2 separate regions of the Homo sapiens genome follow, and region 1 is linked to region 2. A link is a loop called in an ENCODE intact Hi-C map of the cell type or tissue named here. Cell type or tissue: MCF 10A. All regions are shown on one strand. Links, peaks and the distances in the headings refer to the core of each region. The heading gives the core; the rest is flanking DNA. Region 1 overlaps POSTN (periostin). Region 2 overlaps LOC124903159 (a long non-coding RNA gene).

What was found. A loop is a pair of places that touch in the nucleus more often than their neighbours do. Peaks named below come from ENCODE experiments on the same cell type or tissue, not always from the same donor. Only the 100,000 strongest peaks of a DNase experiment are listed, where the experiment ranks them.
Region 1: a loop joins it to region 2, with 2.8 times the contacts of the local background. A loop is called at or near these places in 3 of 110 quality-filtered maps.

What each region holds. Positions count from the first base shown.
Region 1 is chr13:37,587,221-37,598,582 of GRCh38, forward strand. POSTN (periostin) reads right to left here. Exons shown (of 23, transcript NM_006475.3): 2 at 9,964-10,062; 3 at 4,880-4,944; 4 at 3,152-3,309; 5 at 602-766. Among named protein-coding and RNA genes, the nearest start is that of POSTN, 5.9 kb to the right of the region's middle. RefSeq lists an enhancer at 7,768-8,417. In MCF 10A, for the core only: no CTCF peak of the experiment used is centred there; no DNase peak of the experiment used is centred there.
Region 2 is chr13:37,440,127-37,451,541 of GRCh38, forward strand. The region is part of intron 2 of LOC124903159 (a long non-coding RNA gene); the gene reads left to right. Among named protein-coding and RNA genes, the nearest start is that of LINC01048, 39 kb to the right of the region's middle. In MCF 10A, for the core only: no CTCF peak of the experiment used is centred there; a DNase peak (open chromatin) is centred at 6,555.

The sequences.
Region 1 (11,362 bases), core at 3,363-11,362, 150 kb after region 2:
ATAGTCATAAACTTTTTAATGTGGGTCAATGAATTAGGTAAAGAAGTCTAATCAGTCCTAAAATTTAAGTTTTGAGAGGGAGAAACAAATAATTATTGTATAGATATAATTAGTTACATTACAAGAACTTCCTAAAAATTGTTTCTTCATTGACCTCTTTCGTCCCTGAGAATTTGGCTGGCTGTGGAAAAAGTCCTATGACCCTGTTGGCAGTTTCCCACAAAATCTGATCCAAACACACAAGTACTTCAGTTAGTACAGTAGCTAGAGGGGGAGTAAAAGAACACTCATTCTTTGATTATTCTTTTTGCTACTACGATAAATTATTTCAAACATATCAACTACTAAAATTTCCTTTTCTAGAATACCTGTCTACTGTCAATGAACTGTTCATGTAATTTGTCCTTTACAATCACTCTTTAGTAGAAATTAATAACCAGATTGGAAATTTACATGCCCTAGATTTGGGGGTAAAGTCATAATATAGCACTTACCTTATTCTCACTAACATTTTATTATTTTTGTGAGCATTATATAAAAAGTATAGACAAAATTAAAGAAGGTATTTTTCATAAGTGTACTTTTTACTGATAAAACTTACCCCATTAGGATAATGGTTAATGAAAAGCCCCAAATTGTTATACATTGAAGGAATAATCATGCCATTTTTTAAGTCCTTGGTCAACATTCTCTTATTAATCATGTGACTATGTAAAGCATTCAGTAATTCAACATTCACGTTGCTCTCCAAACCTCTACGGATATCCTAGGAAAAATTGCAATGATAGAAATTCAATTTATTGTGGAACATTAGTAAAAGTCTTACGATCACCCTATTTCTACTCTCTTGCTATTTTCTCATTTCATTATCAGATGGTCATACAAAATTGACATAAATAACTTAAAATTATATTATTCTAATTGGTTAAGGGATTTTGTAAGTTCAGATACTTACTTAAGGATCCTGAATGTGATACAGTACTTAGAACACAATTTTTAAAGTGAATATGTTGATGAAGAGACAATCTTGATATAAATAATAAAATGATAAGAAAGGGAGATATGAAATTATCACATATTTAAAATACTTTAAATGGCAAACAAAAGAAAACAAAAATGACATTATATTTGTATGCAACACTTAAGTTTTAACAAGGGTTTCATGTTTATTCCATAACAAATTCAAGAATTCAACTGTCCTGTACCTTTTTATCTATCCAACACTATGTGTCATATTATGCTTTACTCAATGCTATGGGAAATATAATGATAAGTAAAGCAAAAAGTCACAACTGTTTATCATATAGCAGCAGGTAAAAGTAGACAGAGTAAGATATAGGACAGAGGGGAAAAATGCTTTCAGGGCTCCAATAAGAAAGAACAGCTATTCGGAAGTAGTTTGGAGATAGACCATGAGATTTAAATGAATAGGAATGGTGTGGTGGTCTTTTAAATCCAGTGCTGAGATAGGGTGAATGCCAAGAGAGCAAAAGTTGTCCAGTTTGGTTAATACACACTTTTATGTTTCTCAGATAATACTAAGAAATTTAGAAGGGTATGTGGGACAATAACGTGGATAACTTTAATGCCCTAAGAGGAGTGAAATAAACTGGCCATAAGGAACCACTGAAGATTTTGTGGCATTGGAATTTAATGATTAGAACCAGGCTTCAGGAAGGTTGAGTGGTAATGTACAGCAGAAATTAGAGTATTAGGGGGATCACTTTAGATGAAACATGAGATGAGGCTAACAGCAGTTTTTAAGAATTGGAGAAAGGGGAGGTAAGGATGGCTTACAAATTTCAAGTCTGAACATTGACACTGGTACTGCCAATTGTGGGGAAAAGACAACAAAAAAAACCAATTATTTATTGGGGGGAAAGAAAATTGCATATGTTTTAGATAACTTTTGTTTAAAGATGCAGATGGTATATCCAAGGATAAATGCTAAGATAAACAATAGAAATATTCTACTGAGGTTCCAAGAAGAAACAAGTCCAAACAACAAGCGTAGGTTTACTGTTTGTATGCACTAAAGTGATAGTTGAAACCATGATAAGTGCATTTAAAGAGCAGAGTCAAGTGCTGGAAGAAATTCTTATAAGTTCCATTCTTTTTATTTTTATTTTTACTTTTTATTATTATACTTTAAGTTTTAGGGTACATGTGCACAACGTGAAGGTTTGTTACATATGTATACATGTGCCATGTTGGTGTGCTGCACCCATTAACTCGTCATTTAGCATTAGGTATATCTCCTAATGCTATCCCTCCCCCCTCCTCCCACCCCACAACAGTCCCTGGTGTGTGATATTCCCCTTGCTGTGTCCATGTGTTCTCATTGCTCAATTCTTTAAGGCAAGGAAGAAGATGAGTCAGCAAAAGGAACTGGAGAGGTGGTTAGAGATGCGGTGAAAGACAACCAGAGGAGCGATTTCTATAATCAAGCAATTAACCACACAGCTAGTGTAGCAAGATAATGCCTACAGATATATACCTACATTTTATTATGTATATTTCACTCTAGTAATAATTATCAATTCATCTCCATATCTAGTAGAAAGTAGGAATGTATTTTTATATCAGTTTTATAGATTCGGAAATTGAGTAATAATTTAAGGCATTGTAAATTAGACTGTGCACAAAAGTCTGAAAATCAAATGTATTTTCACATTTCATTTAACTATCCACATACATGTATACAAATTTGACAACCTGAACATCCATATATATACATATAATTAAACATACGTAATAAAATATTGCTGTATAATACTGCTTATGATAATTTTAAATTTCAGTAGGCTTCTTAACTTACCTTTCTGTTAGACATGTTATCTGAAATTACATACATATCCTCACAAACAAACAGGAAAGAGGAAAGGAGTAAAATAGAATAGTAAGTGCCCTTTTAGCTGATTCTTGATTCCCCTTCTTAAAAAAATTAAAGTATAAGTCTCCTGGAGATTTATTCTATTTACGGATGTATTAAGATATTTTACTTCCCTTAATAACTCATCCCTTTAGGTATTCTCATATATGTACAATAGAAAGATATAAAATTTCTACTAATATCCAAGTTAATAAGTCAGTTAAAATGAAATAACAATAACAGCAAAAAATAAATATATTGATAAAAATAATGAATTACAGAATCCAAGTTGTCCCAAGCCTCATTACTCGGTGCAAAGTAAGTGAAGGATCCCTTTCCCTCGATCTCCTCCCTCAGTTTTGAGGCGTCAGAATAGCGCTGCGTTGTGGTGGCTCCCACGATGCCCAGAGTGCCATAAACATGGTCAATGGGCAAAACTGAAATAATCAAGAAATGAATCAGTACTGGGGATAATATTCTCAGGATATTATTCATAATCATTTAAACTTTATGCTGTGTTTCCCAAGACATTTAGCTAATAATTTTAGCAATACAATTATATGAATAATCATTTTTATATAAAAGTTATCTTTTGAGTGCTAAATAATAAAATGCTACTGAAAAACATTATTTTACATATCCTTTGTGTTGAGGAAAAAAAAATTTAAACTGTCATCCTGGTTTAACATTTAACCTATTTAGATCTCAATCCTGCTATGTCAATAATAATTCAATTATAATTCAATATTATCTGTTATTTAAATCTATCATTTTTATAGATTTGGGTCCCTAAAAATATGTAGGCCTGCTTGTTTTCATTACAATTTCTGGGAGCAAATGATTTAAAATATTCAATCCTTCCAGATTATTTCTCCCGAACGTCAGAAGAAAGATTCATGAATGAATGTCAGCCTGAAGGGATTTATCTGGTAATGTGCAGTCAACTTATTTTTTCTGACCCTATTTATTTGAAAATTAGTATAATTTGATTAATAGCATAGAATCAATGGTTATTAAATTTGTGAATATCCTTAGATTTGGTGACACAACTATTAAGTATAAAACCAGGATTTTAAAAGACCCTAAAAAGATGGAGAAATTGAGTCAAAATGAACAAGGTTAAATTTAACAAGGTTCCATGTAATTCCTATGCCTAAATTGAGAAAAACAAATCCTAGAGACCTGACTTAATAGTGTATGTAAAAAAAACTGTAATCAATTTTAATTGATTCTAAATTCAATATAAGCTAATGATGTAACATGGTTACCAATGACATTATCCAAAGTGCAAGGTGTCCCCAAATCAGGTACTTATCTTGGTATTGTCTTAAATGCTCAGACCCACATGGATGGACTTTAAATATCAGTCTAGGTTTGTATTCAGAAGAAAGATTACTGGACTAGAGACTTTCTGTGGGTTGGTGTTATAATGGGGAGGGCTTCAAAGTCTGTGTCATATTAAAAGAATTGGGGATGGTTAGCCAGAGAATAGAAGACTTTATTCAAGAAGAGAAGGTAGCTGGAGGAAAGGTGTGGTGATTGGCATGAAATATCTGAATGGCTGCCATTTCAAAGAGGAAATAGATGAGCTATTTTTTTTTTCTCTAGTTGGCAGAAGTAGAGGAAACCAAATTTCAATATAAAGAATATTATAAAATCAGAGCTGTTCAACTAGAGAAGATGAAGTTTTGCCAAGTAGTTGAGTTCCATGTTCCTAGACAAGTTCAAAGAACAGGATTTTGTAAAGAGTTTTGTTCCTGAAGGGAAGCTGAACTAATTTAAATTTGTGACTAAGTTTCTGTTGTATTGCCCAGCATCCAGTGCATGAGAAATATGCTCTTATATTTTATCATTCATAAATTCATGATTAACACAAAAATAGGAGGGATATATCTTGGATTTAGGATGGTGCTGAATACACACATACACAATTGGCTTCTCCACAAGCCACCTCAACCCTTTCTTTGCATATAATTCCTTATTTAATTCAAAAAATTGAGATTTTACCTGCTGGGCAGCCTTTCATTCCTTCCATTCTCATATAACCAGGGCAACATTCATATAACACAGTCCTGTACATAGGAAGAAAATTAATATTAAAATGAGAAACTAAATAGGATACATTTTTACATAAATTTGACAAAATATTTCACTTATTGACTTGATTTGTTGAGGTTCTAAAAATCAGGTTTTTTTTCCCCCCTGATTTTTTCTTTTTTCTTTTGAGACGGAGTCTCGCTCTGTCGCCCAGGCTGGAGTGCAGTGGCGCGATCTGGGTTCACTGCAAGCTCCGCCTCTCGGGTTCACGCCATTCTCCTGCCTCAACCTCCCGAGTAGCTGGGACTACAGGCGCCTACCACCACGCCTGGCTAATTTTTTGTATTTTTAGTAGAGATGGGGTTTCGCCGTGCTAGCCAGGATGGTCTCAATTTCCTGACCTCATGATCCGCCCACCTGGGCCTCCCAAAGTGTTGGGATTACAGGCATGAGCCACTGCGCCCGGCCGATTTTTTCTATATTTCTATGAGTTTGATTTCTCACTACAGTCTCATGTTACTATAGAAAAGTTCCATAATGTTGATCCAGAAGAACGACATTTGGGTCCTAGTTCTACTACTTGGTTGACATGTGAACCTTGAGCAAGTCATTTAATCAATAGGAGTCCCTGTTTCCCCAAGCATTTAACATGAATATAGTAGCTATAATATCTACTCACAGAGTAATTGTGAATCTCAAATGAAATAATGCTTTTGAAATCATTTTGTAAACTAAAAATGGCTAGAAATCTGCTTTAATATAATTGGAAACATAAGAAAATACATTGACCCATTGGAGTCCGTAACATGCTATCTCATTGCTAGATAAAATAATGCCATATTTGGTTTGAATTGTTGGTAGGATTATTAATTGTATTATATTATATATAAACTTTAAAATCTTTTTATTTTTGTAAAATTTGATAAAAATAATCTAAGTAAGTTTATTTTAATATTAGAGTTTAGTATTCAAGAAAGTGGCATCCTGTTTAAAGTTAACGAAGTGTGTTAAGTTCTATAGGCAATAATTAAGGTAACAGACCAGAAAATTCAAGATATCACGATATACAAAAAATAAGTTTATCTAATTTACTATATTTTGAGGGAAAATAATAATTTAAAATTATATATAATTGCTTACAAAATAAAAACTGATTATATTAATGTATAATTATATTATTAATATTATAATATAATCCTAATTTTTATTTTTTCGCATTTCATAGAATATTTTCTGGACTTCATCATCTAACATAGGTAGCCTATTTTAACTCAAATTTTACATAGTTACTTATGTTTCCTTTCAAAAGAAATATAAAGGTACATGTACCAAACAATTAGAAATAGGGGGATTATTACAAGTAAAAAATAAATGCACATCGTTTTGTAATTTTTAATTGATAAATATCATGTCAAACAGATTATGACAATTATAGATTAATTATTTTGCAATTCACTAATTAAACATGAATCAGCTTATTCAAATGCTATTTCTTTTCTGGCTTTTTATCCAGTTGTCTTAATTGTATTCAAGAAGTATGAATGAATAAAATAATTTAGACATGAAAGAGATCGCCAAGTATAAGAATAAAATCTTTTTTTAGTATGATAAAAATGATAAAAGCAAACTATCAAGAAGCAAAAATTTTAATGATATAAAAGATGATTTTATAGAGTTGAATAAAAGTAAATAAATGTTTTCAAATTGAACCCTGCTACACTAAGTAATTATCTAGGATTTGTAGTCTGGTTTATAACCTTGGATCCTCATTCTTTATTTGTTAATAAAAAATTCCTGGCATGAAATATTGGCTTAAGAATAATAGATAGCTAAAAATACAGACAAAATTAAATGGGAAATACCCACTTCAAGTTATTCTCTAATTTTAATATAGTTTGAAGAATAGTTGGTATTGGAAACATATAAAAGGTATATAGGAGCCTTATGCAAATCATAATAGAGCCTCTAAATAATTTTATTTACATGAGCTCTTGTAAATAAATCTAATTATTGGATGTCAAAAGATTGATTAACAATTGCTTATATATTAGCTTTAGCATATGTTGTAAACAATTTAAAAAATGAGATACAAATGTGCTTAGTCCATAGATTGATAATACTTACTTGAAGTAAAATAGTGAATAGAAAAGGAAATTTAACAAAAAATTATTATTAGCAAATGCTAATATGACAAGGGTCAGTCATAATGTAGAGAATTAATGCAGTAGATGAGATAAAATTCCAGCAGTTCATTGTAATATCATCAGATAATTGAACAATGTGGTTATCTCTGAGCGGATATTTTGAAAAGAAAAAAAAAGCAGTTTTTTTCAGAAGAACATTTATGCTACCCAAAACTCAATGTTCCCATATGGTCAGTAGGGCAAAACAAGAGTAAAAAAAATATTGCTATACATAGCTCTAAACATGAGAAATTTATTTTTGTTTTCAGAATAGTATCTAACATTTCATGAGATGCCAGCTAAAAATATCACAGACATTCTCTAGAGGAAGTTTCCAGAATACTATATTACTAGACCAATATATATTTTGGACAATATCTTGACCCTAGGAAGCTTCACGTTTTTCATTAGGCCTGCTCAGTTTACTTTTCTCAAATCCCCAGAGCAACTGTCAGCTGAAAGGCAAACATTTCTGTCATCTGATCATAAAGTCCTGATGATATCTCTGGAAATTTCAGCAGAAGCAAGCAGATGGCAGACCAGTCAGTCTTCCTGTCAATAGTATTGATTTCTTTGGTTATTTGAAATTAGCATTTACATTTATTTCAGTGCCCAGACGTAACTATGTTTTTGAAAATGAATCTACTTTAGAAAAATAAGCTAATACAATTGAACAAAGGAGACACTGTTACATTTCTGGTTAAAAAAAAAAAAAGCCAGGCTTCAAAGTAGTGATTTTTTTTTTTTTAATGGAAAGCAAGAAAGAATTTTGGCATAGCCTCTGTACAAGCCTTGACATCTCTCATATATTTAGATGGTTAAAGTAAATTTATGGCATTCTTCTCTATCTTCTAGGAAGGATGTAATAAGCATTCTCCCTAACATTTCAGGGTGAAGGTCCTTTCTTATCTAGTTAAGTGTGCATTTCAAATATGCTTCATGGTATCCAAGAATATAAATAACAAAGAGGAAAACTCAGAGCCTTAGAGTCCCTACTGGGGCCTAGCTTGCAGCATGGCAGAGATCATTGTAACAACTGATTGCATTATAATTGTGTGAATGACTCACAAGTCTAGCAGAAGTCTGCACAATAATAGGAATAATGTTCAGGTCAAAAGATAACATCATGTTGAAACTCTATTAAGCCAATGAGCAGGAGATGGTCAGCAAAGTCCTCTGGTGCCCTAGACTTGGTTACCATGTGGAGATGCAACCCAGCTAAGCTTAAATGCCTTGTATACATGGTTCTTACTTAGAAATAAAGACAATCTTGTGCATTTCAAATAGGCATCTGGTCACAACTTCCTTTCCTGTCTACATCTATGCATTTGTTTAAAAGAGTTTAATTTTAAGAACAATTGATATTATGCATTATGGTTACTTAGTAATTTCACATTTATCAATTCATTTTATTTTCTCAGAAACTCTATAATATAGCTATTAAATCCATGTTTTACAGGTAAGTCTACAAGAAGTTAAGTGATTCCATATTTAGTATCTTTTTTTTTTTTTTTTTGAGACAGAGTCTCACTCTGTTGCCCACTCGGGAGTGCAGTGGTGCCATCTCGGCTCACTGCAACCTCCACCTCCTAGGTTCAAGCGATTCTCCTGCCTCAGCCTCCCAAATAGGTGCCTGCCACCACATCCGGCTAATTTTTGTATTTTTTTTTACTAGAGATGGGGTTCACCATGTTGGCCAGGCTGGTCTCGAACTCCTGGCCACAAGTGATCCACCTGTCTCAGCCCCCCCAAAGTGCTGGGATTACAGGTGTGAGCCACCACTCCTGGCCCATGTTTAGGATTTATACCAATATTATTAACTTAGAAATAAGTTTCTAATAAATTATTCCACCCGAACTTAGGGTAACTGAATTTTAATGCTGATGTATTAAGCAGGTTCTTCCTGGGGTCTTTTGATTCTCAAGGGATCCTTCACTGAGGGTGGACTTCAAATTAATAGGAAGCAGGAAGGAGCCACTTGCACTGTTTTCTTGACTGGGGATGACACCTAAACCTTTCTGATTGCATTACTTGCCCTATTTATGACTGGTCTCCCTCATTGTAAAATAAAGACTTTGGATCACAGGAGTGGTTCTTGACCTTAATAAGTCCAGAGTGTTTATTACTTTTTTCCACCAATATTTATTGGTAAAATAAACCAGAAGGCATGTCTATTAAGTAATAAATAATGCTTTCAAATTTTAAGCTAATCAGTGAAACATATGTTAAAACATAATCATCCTTTGGGCTATTGAGATATTAACTATAATGATGAGCTTCCGTTATCACCTTGTGGACCTCTGGGGATGGAGCATCTTGAACGGAGAATCACTGGATTAAATAAAGAGATAAAACTCAAGTATTTTTTAACTTTAAACTTTGATGAAAACTCTCCGGTAAACTGGAATACTTTAGACAATTTCCAAATGACTAGAGACAAACATTAACTTTTTGCCTCAGAAACTCTGATATTTTAAATCAGTTTGTTTTTCTGGCCCACTTTTTTATAAAATGAGGAAACTAAGTCACAGAGGTTAAGTGACTTGCCTAAGATAAAAGAGGGCCAAACCAGGAGTAGAAACAACATCATTTACTCACACGGATTCTATACCCAATCCTGAGCCATGTGATCTGCTTCCTTCTGGCCTCCATGTCACATGGATTCAGGAAGAAATCTGAGTTCTAATAGTAATATTGGAGATGCAGGGAGAACTTCTTTATTCACGTATGTATTCCTTTCTTTTCTTTAAATAACTCTCACAATTTTGGTCAGTATTTTCAAGAAGAATGGTGTGTACACCCAGGGGAAGGCATATACATCATGATGTTGTTTTTGGAACTGACATATTATGAAAAAAAAAAGAGACTTACGTTTTCTGTCCACAGATGGACTTTTTATACCAGTTCTTACAAGTGCTGAAGTATTTCTTTTTGGTGCCCAAAATCTGTTGAAGGGCACAGACATTTGGGCTGGAGGATAGAGGGAAAGGAAAAAAGTTAATGTCCTAATAATGACTAGTTTTTCGTATCTAAAGATTGGTTGATAGAAGAAAATGTTGAGATGTGGATTTGATATCCAAAGACATGATTCTAGCCTTGCACAAATCTAATTATTGACACAATCCTACTGAATTGTTGAAAAACCGAAAGTCTACAGGAGGTGGCAGGGAGAGAGAGAAAAATTATACATTTCTGAGAGTAAAATACAAGCTTTTCAAAAAGTTAACCAACTAGGACTATTCAAACAGTATGAACGTAATTTTATTTCTATGTGCCTTATTACTTTTAATGGTAGATAATCTACTGACCCTTTTTAAACCAAGCATGTGCTCATTTGGAGGATGGCCATAACTTCAGGGCTCTCTGGAACAATGAGAGGTCAGAGAGCAAAAGAGACAAGGTTTATTATGTACACAGACACTATACTCTGTAATTTTCTAGGTAAGTAATCACAGAAGTAAATGTGCTAAAATTAACTTTGAAACAATATGGTTGCACAAAGGAGAATTTATCTTTTTGAATGGAAGTAACAGATCAGAACATCCTCTGTCACAATTTTAAGGTTCCCCTTCCCCTCTTAAAGGGACAGAAGTCTTTTTTCACTGTAAGTCAAAGAAGCTTGTGAACATTATGAAAATTCCTGTGAGGCATAGGAAGAAGTGCCAAGATCCGCTTAAAAAATTATAAATGGTTGGATAAGTTACAAAATTATGTGTAATTTTAAAAATGCTTAGTTGTAGTTGCATTAGTTCTATAAAATATAAATTACCTTTGCAAATTTTACAGAATTCAGAGTTTAAAAGTAACTTAAATGCTTCAAAGAATTCAGAGAACTAGTTACATTACCCAGTATTTAACCTTCATATGTAATTTAAATAAAATTTTCTCTAACATCATGTGAGATATTTCAATGCTGTTTGCATACATATGATAGTTCCTAACAATAGATTTTTTAATTTTGAAAACTCAATTTCAGATTTTTGGAAGAAAATAAAAACATAAATAAATGGAATTATAAAAGAATGCCCAGCTAAATTGTGTTAATTAGATTAGAATTATATAACATTTCATAAGAAAGCAATTATATTCAAGGTATTTAGAGAGCAATTAAGTCTTAAAGCTTAAAAGTGCATAGATAAATCACAGAATACTCACATTTTCCTTTTTTTCCTATTACTTTATAATAATTAGGAAAAAAAACCCTGAGGCATATATGAGAAACTTTATGCATACTTGAACATCTAACAAGCTGAGGAAAAAGAAAAATGGT
Region 2 (11,415 bases), core at 2,029-10,028:
ATTTGGGGCTGTGGTCCTTTGTAAATTTTAGTATTTTTTTTTCTTCTGTAAAGAATGCCATTAGGACTTTGATAAGGATTGTATTGAATCTGTAGATCACTTGGGTAGTATGGGCATTTTAATACCATTTATTCTTCCAATTCATAAACATAGGATATCTTTCAACTTATCTATCTTCTTTAATTTCCTTCATCAATGTTTTCTAATTTTCAGTGTAGAAATCTGTCATCTATTTGGTTAAGTTTATTCCTAAATATTTTATTATTTTTGATGCTATCGTGATTGGATTGTTTTCTTAATTTCCCTTTTCAAACAGTTCATTGTTAGTGATTAGAAATGCCACCCATTTTTATGTTGATTTTGTACCCTAAAATTTTGCTGATTGTTTAGTAGTTCTAACAGGTTTTTTTTTTTTTTTGAGTCTTTAGGGTTTTCTACATATATGATCAGATCATGTGCTGAGATAATGTTACTTCTTCCTTTTCCATTTGTATGCCTTTTATCTTTTTTTCTTTCTTTTTTTTTTTTGAGGCAGAGTCTCGCTCTGTCACACAGGCTGGAGTATAGTGGTGCGATCTCGGCTCACTGCAAGCTCCGCCTCACGGGTTCATGCCATTCTCCTGCCTCAGCTTCCTGAGTAGCTGGGACTACAGGCACCCGCCACCACTCCCGGCTAATTTTTTGTATTTTTAGTAGAGACAGGGTTTCACCAGGTTAGCCAGGATGGTCTCAATCTCCTGACCTCGTGATCCCCCCGCCTTGGCCTCCTAAAGTGCTGGGGTTACAGGCGTGAGCCACCGTGCCTGGCCCTTTTATCTTTTTTTCTTGTCTGATTGCTCTGGCCAGGACTTCCAGTGCTATATTGAATAGAAGTGGCAACAGTGGACATCCTTGCCTTGTATGAGATCTTAGAGAAAAAGGTGTCATTTTTTTCCCCATTGATTATAATATTAGCTGTAGGGTTTTTTTTTTAAATATGGCTCTTATTGTGTTGAAGAAATTTTCTTCTATAACTATTTTGCTGAGAGTTTGGGATGTTGAACTTTGTCAAATGCTTTTTCTACACCTATTTGAGGTGATCACGTGGCTTTTGGTCCTTCATTCTGTTACTGTGGTGTATTACATTGATAGATTTGTGTGTATTCAACCATCCTTGCATCCCAAGGATAAATCCCACTTTGTCATAGTATGTAATCCTTTTGATGTGCTGTTGAATCTGATTTGCAACCATTTTATTGGGGATATGTGTTTATTTGGGATATTGGCCTGAAGTTTTCTTTAAGTGTGTTATGTTTCTGCCTTTGGTGTCACAGTGATGCCGGCCTCATGAAATGACTTTGGGAGTGTTTCCTCCTCTGATTTTTGGAAGAGCTTAAGATGGATTGACATTAATTTTTCTTTAAATGTTTGGCAGAATTTAACCATGAAGGCTTTTGGTCTTGGCCTTTTCTTTGTTAGGAGGTTTTAGATGATTGATTCAATAGCCTTAGTAGGTCTGTTCAGATTTTCAAATCTCTTTATGATTCAGTCTTATATGTTTCTAGAAATTTATCCATTTCTTCTAGGTTATCCAACTTGGAATGTAATTTTTTATAATTTTCCCTCTGATCCTTTTTATTCTGAGGCTTCTGCTGTAATGTCTTCTCTTTTATTCCTGATTTTATTTGTCTTTTCTCTTTTTTTCTTAGTATAGTTAAGAGTTTGTTGATTTTGTTTATCTTAAAAAAATACAACACTTAGTTTTGTTTATTTTTCTATTTTCTGTTTGATTTGTTTCTGCCCTATTCTTTATAATTTCTTTTCCTCTGCTAACTTTCGGCTCAGCTTGTTCTTTTTCTTGTTCCTTGAGGTGTGAAATTGGCTTGTTTACTCAATATCTTTCACTTTTCTTTTGACGGAGTTTCGCTCTTGTTGCCCAGGCTAGAGTGCAATGGCACAATCTCAGCTCACCGCAACCTCCACCTCCCAGGTTCAAGTGATTCTTCTGCCTCAGCCTCCCAAGCAGCTGGGATTACAGGCATGTGCCACCACACCCAGATAATTTTTTGTATTTTCAGTAGAGATGGGGTTTCTCCTTGATGGTCAGGCTGGTCTCGAACTCCCAGCCTCAGGTGATGCTGCCTGCCTCGGCCTCCCCAAGTGCTGAGATTACAGGCATGAGCCACCGTGCCTGGCCTAATGTAGGTTTTTATTGTTAGAAACTTTCCTCTTAGTACTGCTTTTGCTGCATTCTATAAGCTTTATTATGTTGTGTTTTCACTTTCCTTGTTCCAAGATATATTAAAATTCCCTTGTCTTAGAAGAATCCTTAAATTAACCATTAGTACCAGTAGACTTTTTTCAAGAAACTTGAGTTAAAACCAAACAAAATATAGTCCATGGAGCAAAAGAGAATGCAGACATATCATGAACAACAGAAAATGTCTTAAAACAGATAAATGCTTGTGATATAATTTTAAATATAAAATAAAGGGGTATATTAAATTTTTGTAAAATATACCAGAACGTTTACTTTGTTTGTATTATGGGATTAGAGTGAAGTGAGTTTTATTTCTCTTTATACTTACTTGTATTTTATATATTTTTTACAATGACCAAATATTTCCAGGAAAAAAATTATAAAATATATTTAACTTCAACCAAATAGTTAGGCTTAGAATATTTATTAAGTGAGCAAATTTTATTTCTCTGAAGAGTTAGTATTACTTTCCTTAAAATACAAAAACAATGGTAAGTACACTTATCATTAATTGGTAAAATTGTATTGGTAAAATACAAAAAGTAATTGTATGGGTAAAATACAAAAACAATGGTAAGTACACTTACCATTAATTGGTGAGTACAGTGGTAAGTATATTTACCATTAAAGGTAAATACACTTAATATAGTGATATGCAATGAAATATTTGTGTTTCTTGTAAGTTTTAGTGTATCTTCTATAAATTATTTTAAGTAGTTCAGGAGTAAAATACATTTGATAGTCCATAACAACATTGTTTGTGGGTACATAAGCAATGGTGAATACAATCATGCAAAACTTCCCAGGCAGTCCTTCTTTTGTTTGCGAAAGCACATTTTGCAACAGTGTATTTCTATTTCAATAGAACATCCTAATCATGGCTTAAAAACAGAAAGTGCTTGAGAAAGCAATTATGTTAGATGAAGAAAACTCAATTCTTAACAGACTTTAGAGCATCTTTTAAATTGTCAATTTTTGATCAGATTCTTAGGGTATTTTCAGGAGGATGGAGGGGGATGCCTTCCTTTGGTGGCGTGGGGTTGGGTACAGGTGAGGGGTGGGTTTAATTCAGGAGTCAAATAGAAAAATCCTGGTTGTTCATGGGGCAACTTGTTTTCCTCTTACCCAACCCCACCCCTTAAGGAACAGATGGAAGTAACATGTCTTACCATTCTTGGGATCTCTACCTAGTGTCTGGGTATTACACTTTGTCAGGCCTCTGGGCAGATGCTGAGTAACAATGCTTAGGAGTATGGTGTTGAACTTTCTGCTAAGGAAGGTGTTATCAATGTGTCAGCACCTTTAATTTGTTTGCTTTCCTTCTGAACAGTTAGCAGAAACACGAGAATAAACCACAATTTTACTTTGTACAGCAACAATGACTTCACTCCCAAAGTTGCATAACTATGCAAATGCAATTCTTCTAAAACACATATTTTAAAAACCATGATGAGTCTCATGTGATGTGATCCTACTTCCCATGATAGAAGTCATTGAAGATGTGTCATTAGGATGTGTGGGAGAAAATGCTTCCTCAAGTCTCCAGGATTTGAGACAAAGTATTGCAGGTTAGATTAACTAAATGAAGATAATGACGGATCTTAGGTATAGCATAGTGGTAATTTTTTTTTTTTGTAGAGATGGGGTCTTGCTATGTTGCCCAGACTGGTCTTGACCTCCTGGATTCAACTGATCCTCCTGCCTCAGCCTCCCAAAGTGCTGGGATTACAGGTGTGAGCCACTGTGCCTGGTCCATAGTGGTAAATTTGTGTGCACATTTGACAATCTTCTTTTGATTAATATCTCCCATTGAACTCCTGCAATGACTTCAGCTGTTTGTCCTTCCTGTATCACTTCATATAGACCCAGTACATTTTAGGCAAGTATCAGGGCCCTGTAAATTTTCGACTCAAGTGATGAATACTTGAATACATAGATGTGGCTCTGACAACTATGAAAATTAACACTTTATTTTAGATACATCTAATTTAGCATAACCCCATGACTGGATTTTGTAATTTGGGACAGTAGATTTGAGGGTTGCCTCTGTGAATAGATTAGATTACCGTTCATGTCCCTCTCAACTCTGAAATTTCATAAGTCTATGGCTAGACACTTAACCCATAAGTCCCTCAAAAAATATTTCAATTGTTTCCTTCTTTCTGTTCTTAGCTTTGGTTTATGCATTAGTAAATAATTAAGATATAAGAATTGTTATAATTTGTTGAGCTGTATGTAATAAAGGACCAAAATAACAGTGGTTTAAATAGATAGACACTTTTTTTCTCATGTAAAGTTAGGATCTAGAATGTTCGGGGCACAACAGTTGCCTGGGACTCAGGCTACTTTGAGATGTCCACAATGCCACCCTTAAGGAGCAATTTTTATTCACCTAATCTACATTTTACCTCCATTCATCACATTCATGATCTAAGCAGGGTAGAAGAAAGGGAGAAAAAGTGGCTAGCACTTTCCCTTAAGGTGTATCTTATAAGTCATTTACATCTTCTCTCCTAACACTCCATTGATCAGAATTTTCCACAGGGTTACAGCTAGTGGCAAATGAGGCTGGTAAGGTTGTCTTCCCTCCCACCCTCCAAATATCCATGTGCTTGGCTTAAATTGGATTTCTATTATTGTTAAAAGAAAGAGTGCTTATTAAAACATGCTTATATGCTTGGGCACAACATCCATCCATCTATCTATCTATCTATCTATCTATCAGTTTTACACACACACACACAGAGACACATACACATATACACAAACAAATTGGTTTTCCAGAAAATCTCATTATTTTTCCCTCTACCACAGTGCAAGGCAGGTTTATTTTCCATATGTCATTTAAAATTTGATTCAATAGAAATTAATTACATGCCTATTTTGAATCAAAACTTAATCTAGTGTTTAAGTATGTTGGCTTTTGTCTTAGATGAGTACAGTGTTGTCAGTTGCCACCTGTGTGATATGAACAAGTTAATCTCCATAAGTTTTCATTTTCTCACCTGAAAATATATGTAATAATATATAACTTGCAGATGTGTTGTTATATTTAAATAATAAAAATTTATATAAAACTCTTAACAGTGTTAGGCACATACAAATAATCAGTAAACCAAGTTTTTAAAAATTTCTTCTTAATTCTTAGGTACTGTGAGAATAAAACATGACTACTTCCATTCCTTTCATTAAATTACTTTATAAGGCATTATGTCATCTGCACTGTAGAGAAGAAAAGAATGAAAGTAAGAAGCAGTCAAGAACTTTTTTAGGCAGGGCACAGTGGCTCATACCTGTAATCCCAGCACTTTGGGAGACCGAGGCGGGTGGATCACCTGAGGTTAAGAGTTCGTGACCAGCCTAGCCAACATGGTGAAACCCCCGTCTGTACTAAAAATACAAATTTAGCCGGGCGTGGTGGTGCATACCTGTAATCCCAGCTACTTGGGAGGCTGAAGCAGGAGAATTGCTAGAACCAACCTGCGAGGCTGAGGTTGCCATGAGCCGAGAGCACGCCATTGCACTCCAGCCTGGGCAAGAAGAGCGAAACTCTGTCTCAAAAAAAAAAAAACTTTTGTAATTCTTACCTAATTATACGACCTGGAGCAAGTCCCTTCTCTTGAGTCTGAGGTTTTTCATCTGAAAAATGGCAACAGTTATAATACATGTTAGAACTTCATGAGTAGCAAATGTCATTATGTTTCTGACATACTTTGAAAACTCTAATACACTTAAGGTGAGCAACGATAAAATAGCTGCTGTTAACTAGTGTTAATTCACACCAAAATTGTGCTGAGATCTTTACGTGTATTATCTCATTTAACCTCTTTAATCATCCTGTAACATATATATTATGAAATCTATTTATCATGAGCAAAAAAAGGACTTAGAGTTCCAAGATCACACCAGTTTGTGGCCAAGAATTCAAACCCAGATATGTTTATGTCCAAAATCAATACTGTAAAATATATTTTATGGTGCTACTAGTAATGAAGTGGTTCAGTGCATGGGAAAAATGTGCTAAGGACAGTGGATACTTTAATTTTGCCAGATCGTAGGGAATGTAGAACTGTGGAAGTCAGGACTGGAGGACAGGCTGGAGACACCATTTGGAAAGTTCTGAATGTAACGGCGAGGATTCAATTTAAATGAGGAAGATATGAGGAACTATGGAAGATTCTTATGAACATTCAAGCTGTGACTTAGAAGGGTTGAAATAGATGAATTAAATACGGGTGGGGAAAAAAAGCAGAGAGATGACTAAGAAGCTGTTTCAGCATTCTGCTATGGACCAGAACTAGGGCGCCGGTCATGGGAATGCTGCACAGTGAGTCTGTGTCTAGGAATGTTCTAGTGCTCACATGCCACTTATTAAGGATGTGTTCAGGAGGAACTTGTTGATGTGCCACTTTAACACTTTAAGGCAACCCTCCCATATCAGCAGCAGGGCACCAAAGGCATACTCCCATCAGTATTCTGGGTTTGCATGAGTTCCTTCTGAGCCAGACTTTTGCCACATTATCCCTACTTGTGACTTATCTCTTATTTCCTCTTGCTTGCTTCAAACCCATCTCTGATTTTGGCACCTTTAGTTTTCTTGGCTTTTGACCTCTGTTTTGCAAAATGTAGGTTTTGTTATTATTATGCAGGTGACCAGATTAGGAGATGGTTGCCATTGAAAAGGTAGTTTGTTACTCACAGTTCCAGGAGGAAGGGGTACACCATGCCACACCTGGCCACCCTGGGGAAGCGCTGGCATCAGGAGGCAGAGGGAGTGAGGGGAAAATGTGGACAAAAGTCTTTATTATGGTTTCCACAGGAAGTGACTGGCAAGGAAGGGCAAACAGGTTTGGTATTGATGAGTTCGAGTAATTTCAGCACGCTATGGGATCTAGGGGCTGTCCCTAGTTGTCTGGTATCTGGGTCTGGGGTGAGTAGGGCAGGCGGGTAGTGGTCCTCAGTGTAAAGGACTAATAAAGAAGGTGGTTGAGATGTGGGCTCTGGATTGGTTACTTGGTATATGAAAGGTGCACTCATAAGCTAGTCTTTTACTATCTCTAAGAATTAACTAGGGTCAGTCTTTCCAGAGTCTGCAAGTCTCCAAGATGTCAAAGCATCAAATATAAAGAAACTAGAAAATGTGGTTATTATATTTTGACCCACTGTTTTTATTCCTAGCTTATAATCAATAGTTTTCTTCTTGACTCATCAAAATCAGACCTACTTACAGATATTTTCTGAGCTTTCTTACTTAGCCAAAGGCATTCATTCTCGTGCATGAGGAGGTGGGGCAAGGCCGTTCCCATAAACAAAGTCCCACATGATGGTAATGGCTACATACCTAGGTCTAAAGTGGTCCAGACAGTGAGAAAAAGAACTTACATGTTTCAGAATGCTGTGACATGACCTGTATGATATGTGGCACTGATCAGTAGTTACCATCAGTGTATGCTGCATTAGAAATCAGGAGAATTGAGCCTACTATCTATGTTGACACTAACTATCTATGTGACTTTAAATCATTTTGCTTCATTGGTTTTCAGTTTTGTCTTTTGTAAAGAAAGAATTGGATTAGGTACTTCTGCAGCTCTTCTAGCTTCAGTATTCTATGATGCTAGCCCATGAAATACATATGCTGCAGTACTTAAATGGATTTCTTTTCATTTCTAACTTGATATGCCAACTAGACAGTCTCTTTTAGCTTTTAGCTGAAAATGTTCTATTATATCCCTCATTCTTCCCTTCAAAAAGAGTACAATGTTAGGGAATTTATTACACTTAACATAACATGTGTTTATGGTTCAGTATGAGAACCCACTATTTTTTCCTCTGCTAAGGTTGGATAAAAAACAGCAGCCTAATCAGTGATTATGAACTCTGAGCTCAGCTTTCCATTTACAAACAGTGAGGCTGAAAGCTATAAACATTCTTACTTCTGCCTGGGAAGAGTTGAATGTTCCAGCAAATGTACATTACACTGGAAAATCCAGGATTAGTTTTCAATGTCTCTGTAACATGTTGTTTCCACAATTACTCCCCACGTTAGCAGAATGTCCTCAAGTTTTTGGAGGGTGCTTTGCCTGGAGCTTGGCAGGACTCATACTGCATCCTCAGAGCTGGATGCTTTCAAATAAAGCTCTCCTGGAAGTAAAAACTTGTTTTGTCCTCATCCACCCTCCCTTGTTTGTTTAGCTTCCTTTGGTGGGAATGAAGTGGGTGAAACAGTCTGTTAACTCGTAAAAGCCTAAGGCATTTGCATTTAAGAAAACAATACATATATTAGTATGTTGGATAAGGAGAGGCAGGGCTGCTTATTTATGCTAGATGAGTAGCAATCTTCAAATTCATATCATAATTTTAATTTATAATTTTTGTCCAAAATGGGACAAAAAAAAAAAAAACGGCAAGGGAGCAGAATGGTGGTGATGGGGAGAAGTAGAAAAAGGGGAAAAAAAGGACCCATTTGAATTCTCAAGAAATAATTATTTGGTAGTGTTTTATTAATTTGAATTATAGGAAAGCTCAATGATATCACTCTTACATGTAGATAGGTTGTAGGGCATCTTTAAGGTCAAGTGTTCAGAAAAGCGAGTTAACAGACTTTTAATGGTGGGCATTTCTTTAGCAGCAGATGTGACCCCATGTTTCTCAATGACCCCAAGGCAAGAGTGATGGGCCCCCATATTTCTCAATGCCCCCAAGGCAAGAGTGATGGGCCCCCATGTTTCTCAATGCCCCCAAGGCAAGAGTGATGGGCCCCCATGTTTCTCAATGCCCCCAAGGCAAGAGTGATGGGCCCCCATGTTTCTCAATGCCCCCAAGGCAAGAGTGATGGGCCCCCATGTTTCTCAATGCCCCCAAGGCAAGAGTGATGGGCCCCCATGTTTCTCAATGCCCCCAAGGCAAGAGTGATGGGCCAGGGGCTAGAGGAAGCTCCAGAAGAAACACAGCCATTGCCCATCTTCCTGGAACATCAGTTCTTCATGGAGAATTATGTTTATATTGAGATAAACATTATGAAAATTTTAAAGTGTCTATATTTAAAACAGAACATAAAATTGAATCAAATTTCCACTGATGACAGGCCGTTTGGAGTTATACTGCATCACCCCCTGAGAGTAAGTATTTATTTTTCTCTGTAGGTAGAAAAATTTAAGAGTCACTGATCTAGACCATCCCCCTTGACTTTAGAGTTTAGGAAATTGTGCCACAGAGATATTAAATTGCCATGGCAACCCAAATCTGTAAACTCTGGTGCTGTTTATTCATACAGGCTGTACCTTCACGGTCCTAGGACGATGGGAACAGCTCCAAACCTTACAATGTCCCATTTTCACATCAAACATGGAAAGCAAAATCTATTTTCCACAAATAACAGGTTTATAAGAGTTTACTGCATCTCATTAGGTCTAATTGGGTCATGTCCTTACAAAACCAATCACCCCTTCTGAGGTAATTATAATGCTTTTCTTGGCTTATGCCCAAATGCTCCATCTCTTCCTGGGATGGAGGTTTACTCAAAGCACGTGGTTAGAAATTAGGGGATGGATTGGTTGCCATCCACTCAGGAAAAAAAATAGGTTATGATCATGAAAGGAAGGGTAACTGGATTCTGGGTGGCAAAAATAAGAGATGTGCACTAATAATACTCTTCTGATGAATAATGATGATAATGATTATTACTATTTTTATCATTTAAAAAACATAGATTTTCATAGTACTGTGGCAGAGGTTGTAATTTGGTAGCCCTTGGGCTGAATTTAACCTGCACCATGTTCTTAAACAGTAAGTTTGAATGCTTTAGAGAGAAGAAGCTTTCCACAATTCACTCTATGTTGCTTCTAGCACCACCACTTCAGTCACACACATTATTCATGGCCTCTGACTATATTCAAGAGGGACACTGTGGAGTCTTCAAGAAGATCATAATTAACTAACAATAATTTTAAGAATGGTTATCCTCCTACAGAAAGAAATCTGATACTCTCTGGCTTTAAGTAATTTCCTACTAACTTCTCCCCGCCCCCCATGACTTTTTATGTATCATGAGTTATTTCTATTTTGAAGTTTCTAAAACTTTTAGCACAAGTTAACAAATGGGCCCATGGGAAAGACTAAAATTTTGTGCCAGAACATTCTCTCATCTCCCATATGTTCACTCCTCATAGCTTTGACGGCTTCCCAGAAAATCTATCTAGTAAATAGTTTTTTTCCCCTACATCCACTAACCTTGAGGTAACACAGAAGATAGCCCTAGTAGGATGTCAACTTGATTTGAGCAATGTTTCTTTTTGCACACAATTATTTCCTCAGCCCCTAGAACAGTACCAGGCATAAAACAAGTGCTCAACATTTATTAAGATAAATGAAAGAGGGACATGTGTCCAGTGCGTGAGTTCCAAAGAAACAATGCACGGATAGTTTTCCTTTTCTACTTTCTTTTCTTCTCAATGTGAAATGTGGCATTGTTTTCTTTCTTGCTCATTTTTCTCTTCAACTAGCACAACTCTCAGAGAGTAACTGCGTAACTGACTTTTCTCCTTGTTGCATGGCACTGACCAATATACCCTGGCCAATCTGGGTTAGTCTGGAGAGGTGAGAGTCATCAATGAGAACTGTGTTCATGACTAAGCGTGCTGGGCCACACTGCACAGTTACACCTTTATTGCAAAATTCAGATATTACGAGGGTTCTAAGACCAGAACAAGTGGTCTCCTGTACATATTTACTGTTGCCTATGTGGTGAATTATTTCAGCATCTGCAAAAAGTTATATCTGTTTATGAATCTGGGCCTTGAATTCCAGGCCTGGAAGTTGGACTTTCAGACAAAGTAAAGGCCTTATTCTTTCTGATGCTTTATTCTCATCTGTTTAATCTAGGTGTGGATTTTGGGGTTCAGAAGCTTGTACCTCTCTCTCAGAAAGTGTTACTTGTTTCTCTGCCCTGTATCCTGATGGTACTTCTTTGTGTTTTTGCCTTTTAGGTTAGTAAACTTGATTCTGTTTACCTAAATTGTGCTATATCTCGTAGTTCCATTAATCCAAGACTACAATTGATATTTTTAATGTAACGGTTGTACAATGTGGCCCATTTCTCAGGGGATGGTGATGGAAGCAGTGGAAAGCTTTCCTTCTCTATGTTCAAGCAACATGAAAAATACAGTATTTGATCTAGA